Linked DNA regions of Homo sapiens: region 1 is linked to region 2. A link is a loop called in an ENCODE intact Hi-C map of the cell type or tissue named here. Cell type or tissue: HepG2. All regions are shown on one strand. Links, peaks and the distances in the headings refer to the core of each region. The heading gives the core; the rest is flanking DNA.

The links. Peaks named below come from ENCODE experiments on the same cell type or tissue, not always from the same donor. Only the 100,000 strongest peaks of a DNase experiment are listed, where the experiment ranks them.
Region 1: it touches region 2 in a loop (5-fold over the local background); 5 of 110 quality-filtered maps call a loop at or near these places.

Annotation. Positions count from the first base shown.
Region 1 is chr5:1,106,586-1,109,303 of GRCh38, reverse strand. All of the region lies in intron 1 of SLC12A7 (solute carrier family 12 member 7), which reads left to right. Among named protein-coding and RNA genes, the nearest start is that of SLC12A7, 4.1 kb to the left of the region's middle. RefSeq lists an enhancer at 2,141-2,718. In HepG2, for the core only: a CTCF peak has its summit at 1,414 (motif pointing left); DNase peaks (open chromatin) are centred at 1,433 and 1,953; H3K4me3 peaks cover 733 bases.
Region 2 is chr5:1,159,743-1,162,742 of GRCh38, reverse strand. No RefSeq gene overlaps it. Among named protein-coding and RNA genes, the nearest start is that of TERLR1, 17 kb to the left of the region's middle. In HepG2, for the core only: no CTCF peak of the experiment used is centred there; a DNase peak (open chromatin) is centred at 1,232; H3K4me3 peaks cover 399 bases; H3K27me3 peaks cover 791 bases.

The DNA of each region.
Region 1 (2,718 bases), core at 1-2,500, 53 kb after region 2:
CCCACCCTTCCTCCGTGACCACATCAGGGTAGACTCACTCCTTCCCAGGTTGTAGGGGTGCGTCCAGAGGCCTCGGAGACCCTGGGAGGGGTGGGAAAGGAGGGCTGGCCAGTGCCCCGGCCTGTCTGGAAGGTGCAGCGTGCAGAGCCTCTGTCAAGGTCCCACAGGCCCTGGCCACCCACTGTCTAGGAGGGACTTCCACTCGTCTGGGGCTCCCTGGGCTGGGAGAGGGTGGGTCCTGCCTTGTACCCCCAGGTCTCCCACCCTCAGCTGGGGCTCTCCCAGGTTTGCCGGGAGCTTCTTCCTGGCTTGGGCGCCACTTCCCTCTTTGGGTTCCGTTTCTGAGATTTTCCACTGTGGCTGAGCTCGTGTCGGTTGTCCAGGGGCGGTCCTGCCTCCCTCTGCCCCTGGCCGCTGACAGAGGCCCGGTTGCGTGGTCAGTGGCCTGCCCGTCCCTCCTGCTCCAACTACCTACCGTGTCCGTGTTGGGAGCCCCCTCCCAAAATCTGAGGACAGCTAGAGCTGCCGCTTTGTCCTGGGCCGTCCTCGCCTGTCGGGTGCTGGGTGCCATGCTCTGCACTGCCCTTGGGAATGGCGAGACGGTGCACGCCGGTCGTGCTGATCTGGGGTCCCCTTTGGGGATGCAGGGACTTGGGGGATCACGCATTAGATAGGGGGACCACACACAGAGCGTCCAGGTTCTGTCCTGCCGAGTAGGGACAGAGAGCTCTCGTTGTGCCCAGATTTCAGGAGGGCGTTCCCGACACGGACATGGGAGGCAGTCGGAGCAGGAGGGACAGGCAGGCTGTTGACCCCGCGGCTGTGCCCGGGAGCCCCTGCAGCAGCTGGGCACTGCGTTGCGGGAACGGAAGGTCATGGGTATGTGGTGAGCAGGCAGGGAGGCTACAAGACATGCATTTTGTGTATCGAGTTCCCTTTTTAAAACCAAAGGAAACAAGATACACAGGAACGCCGTGGCTGCTGGGCATCCAGGCCGGGGCCTGTGCTTCCTCCTGCGCCTGACATACTCCCAGGCTGTCTCCCGGCAAGAGGCTCTCCTTAGCAGGCATGCGGTAAAGCATGGTGCTTTAGGTCAGCTGGCCGGGTCCATGTGTGCGGGCACCTATGTGCCTTGTGAGCGTGCAGGTGTATCCACGTGTGAGCCATGTGCTTGCACTGTGTATATGTGCACATATATGTACACACGTGTGCATACATGTGTACTGTGCTCTTGCACAGCTGTGTGCTGTGGGCATGCTCACGTGTGTGTGTGTATGTGTGTGTTTGTATGCTGTGGCAGGTAGAGAGGGGCTGGGGCTTCCTCCACAGCAGAGGGTCACGCGGTGTTGGGTGTTGGGTATCCGTTCCCTCCCCCTGGTCTAGGCCCATCAGTGAGTGGTGAGGGGCTCCCTCTCCTGGTGTGGCCTCGTGTTCAGGTCTGAACCTGCTCCTGGGCCTCTGATCATATGAGGAGACCTTTGCCTCGTGGACTCAGGTTCATGGTTTCCTCTTCTGCAAAGCTCCCCAGGCTTCTCTGAGTGGGCGAGGCCAAACGGATTCCACGGTGGTTTTCTGTCTAGCGTTGGACACCAGATCCCCTTCTTAGAGTGCGTGGCTTTCTCAGTGCCTCTCCCGTGGTCTGGATGGCTGTCGGGAAGGTGGTGCCAAGGGGAGGGCCAGGTGCTCAGGCCTGGGTGCAGGGCGGCTGGTCGGGGCCGAAGTCACACAGGTTTGCTGGGGATCGGTGAATGTCGGAGACCTTGCCAGGTGGTGGCTGGAGTCAAGCAGAGGCACCTGAGGGACCCTGAGGGTGAGTTGGGGGCTGTCCTCCCCTCATGCCCGGCAGTGAGTGGGCCGTGGAGTGAGGCCACCTCTGTCAGGGCCTCTGCCCTTTGGACGTGGGGCCACGTCCTACACAGCTCCCTGGACCTGACCCAGGGATTCCCAGATGGCCCAGGCTCCTGCATGGGGGATGGGTGGCCTTTGTAAAGCACAGAAAGCGACCCAGGTGGGCCTCAATCACTTGAGAGGTTTATTTGCCGAGGTTAAGGCTACGCCTAACACAGAACCACGGGGAACTCCTGTGGTCCGGCTTTTCTTCTCAAAGAAGGCTGAGAACTTGAATATTCAGAGAGTAAAGCGTGAGTATTAGGGGAAGAAAGAAAGAGAAAGAAGAGGGAGGGCAGATAAGAGGCAGGCAGCGTTTGATCAGCGTTCACTGAACCCGTGTGTTACACATGGGGGTAAAGGAAGAACCCCTCACGGCTCACGCTTAGTGACTCTGCACATTTACCTTCGACACAGTCAGTACAGGGTGGGCGAAGCAGTGAGGTGTGCGTTTGCCTCCGGCGAGCAGAGCAGCAACTCCTGGTTCTGTCCTTGGTCCCACACCCGTGAGGATGAGCTGTCATTTCCACCGTCAGTGTGAGTTTCATCACAACTGCTTTAGTGTAAGGATCCTGTGGGTCCTAAAATATGAGGGAGGCCTGCAGCTTTCTACACAGGAAGAAAATGGAAGGCAGCTTGCGTGACCCGGTTCCCAGCCTGACTCTTGCCTGTGGCTTAGTGTGTTTGGGTCCCGAGATCCTGTTTTCCTTTCATACCTTGGACCAGGGAGCCTTCCCAGGGCTGCTGTCCTTGGGCACTGCAGACACATCCCGACGTGGCACCGCTGGGCACAGCACTGGGAGTGGAGGTCAGCCCAGGGTGACCCCCCAG
Region 2 (3,000 bases), core at 296-2,795:
CCGCACCTTAGACACGGATTCCTTAGTCTGAGAGAGGACACACCCACCCCCCACCCCCAGGGCCTCGAAGGGCATCCTCAGATGCAGGAGGCACATGACAAATGCAGGGGTGACTAGGGGAGGGTGGCTTGGTTTCTGCTGCCCGGGAGCTTCCTCTCATCCTGTTCCAGTGGGTGGCCGCGTGGCCAGTGCTGGGTCAGCTGCCTGTCCCGTCACGGGACCCCTCGGGGTCACGGTGGCCTCAGGAGGACTGGCCGTAGGAACATGGCGAGGACACATCCTCGGGCCACGGGCAGCTGGCTTTGCTGACGTGGGGTGGGCGGCTGGCCGGCCACCAACCAGTGAGTGGGCAGGGGTCTCGGCCAGAGTGAGCGCTGGAATGGGGCTGGAGGAAGGTTCTAGAAGCAGAGAGGGTACTGGAAGAAAATGAACTCTGCTTTGGGTCATCTGCAGACCCCGGGAAGCTCCTGCTGTGGCCTTGCGTGCACAGAAAGCTGGGAGCCCCTGTGTCCGCACGGTGAGGGCGCCCCAGCTGGATGCACCTTCTGGAGCAGTGGGGATGCAGGATCCTCCCCCTCGGCTTCTGTTGTGACTTGCTCCCTGGCTGCTGTCCAGTAGCCGGGCACATGTCCAGCACCCTCCGTCGCTGGGCACTGCACATCCCAGCCACAGCCTCACCCCAACCCCTCCCGTAGCTCCTCCCTCGGCTGGGGGCCAGCAACACAAGGCCGGGCTGCCCAGCTTAGCCTGAACGTGACCTCCGTGGACGGGCAACGGCTGGGGCCCTGGAGCAGCTCCTACTCCTATAGGTCTGCCGCAGGTCCCCCACTGGCCTGGCCCTGGTGAGGGTGATCCCAGACCTGGCTGAGGGTCGGCAGATGCCCGGCCCTGCGGCGGCCGCCCCCAGCAAGGGGCTGTGCCCTGTAGCTGCGCCTTTCCTTAGGTAGCGCTGTCTCCACGGCACCCTCAACCCTGGGCCTTTGTCTCCAGGAAACGCCACTGAGCTAGCTGCTCACAAAGGGCAAATCGTGGACCAACAGACCACGCGGGAGTAGAGAGCTGAATGGGACACTTTATTTCAGCAGGCGAAGTAGCACCTTTGCAAACAAGCTGCAGAGCACCAAGGGGGAGTTTCAGGAAGCGCCTGGGCTGGAGGACACAGTGGGTGTGCACCTGGCAGCTGGAGTTACAAAGCGAGCCTGTTGTCTCTCCCACCACAGAACCTGCCCAGAGGGAGGGCCCAGCCCACAGAACCAGGGAGCAGTCTCACGCCCAGCACCGTGGGCCATGGAACAGGCTGCGGGGAGGGAGCTGGGCCACCTTCGCCTGGTCCTGGAAGTCAGGAACAAGAGCAGCATTCACAGAGGACAGGGTGTGCAGAGAATTCCCCTGCGCTGAGTCATCTCAACCTTGAGCCCGTCCTGGGGCGGAGGCACCATTGTTCTCCCAACTTCGGATGTGAGGAGGCTGAGGCCCTGGGAGGATTTACCTCGGCAAGGGGGTGCAGGACAAGTGCATCAGTCTGCTGTTGGGTCAGTAACACTGCGTAACAAGTCGAGCTGCAGTTACTTATCCCTGCTCACTGTCAGGGCCAGCTGGTCTAGGCTTATCGGCCCTTCTGGGCCGTGCTCTGGGCTGAGACCTCTCTCCAGGTCTCTCACCCTCCAGGGGCCGGCAGCCTTACCTGGGATGTGTTTCTTTTCTTTTCTTCTTTTTTTTTTGAGACGGAGTCTCGCTCTGTCACCCAGGCTGGAGTGCAGTGGCGCAATCTCGGCTCACTGCAAGCTCTGCCTCCTGGGTTCACGCCATTCTCCTGGCTCAGCCTCCTGAGTAGCTGGGACTACAGGTGCCCGCCACCACGCCCGGCTAATTTTTTGTATTTTTGGTAGAGGCGGGGTTTCACTGTTTTAGCCAGGATGGTCTCGATCTCCTGACCTTGTGATCCGCCCGCCTCGGCCTCCCAAAGTGCTGGGATTACAGGCGTGAGCCATCGCGCCTGGCCCCTGGGGTGTGTTTCTTACAGTGACAGCAGAGGCCAAGCCCAGCCTGCTTGAAATCCATTATTGATCCACTGTTGATCCAGAGCAGAGCATGCTTGTGTCCTCGGAGGGGTGGAGGGGGAAGAGAGCAGGTGTTTGCTGAACAATAATCCAAGTACCCCCCATGATCTCGAGGCAGAGGGAATGGAACCCAGCCCCCAGCAGCAGTGTCGCTGTGGCGCTGTGGTGGCACCCTGCCTGCTCTCCCACCACCCTTCAGCAGCTCCTCTCCAAAGTCTGCCCCTCCAGGACCCCGTCACGGGGTAGGGGGAGGAGGCGTCCCATCGTCCAACGTACAGTTCAGTAAATGGTGGGGAGAAAGGGTTAACATCCTCTCTCCTGCCCCTTGCCTCCACCCATCTCTGTCTCTCTCTCTCTCTCTCCCTTCCTGTCTCTCTCTGTCTCTCCCTCCCTCTCTCTGTCTCTGTCTTTCTGTCTCTATCACTCATCCTGTGTCTTCTCTCTGTCTGTTTTTCTCCCTCCCTCTCTCTGTCCCTCCCTCTCTCTGTCTCCATCTTTCTCTGTCTCTATCACTCTCCCTGTCTCTCTCCCTCCCTCTCTGTGTCTCTCTCTCCCTCTCTTTCTCTGTCTCTGTCTCTGCTCCCCACTGCACTTCCATCACTCCTCACTCCCAAAGGCTCTCCCGTTCCCTGGTCACCTACCTTGTTGAGGCTCCCCCAGGAGGGCCTCCAGGTCTGTGGTGAGACCCCAGGGATCTGACAGCAGGTGGGAGTGAAGTCATGGGAGCCCAGGTGCGGGTGACCCCTGGAGGTGACCCCTGAGTCCCTCTGACCTGGCTGCAGAATGAAGGCGGAGGTGCCTGCATGGGGCCAGACCACCCTCCTGGCCCTTGCAGTCAGTCCCCCACAGAACTTGCAGGAAAAGTGGCGAGTCTTACTGTTTGCAGATCAGACCTCAATTTTGCAAACTGACAACTGAAAAAATTAGGGGCTATAAGTAG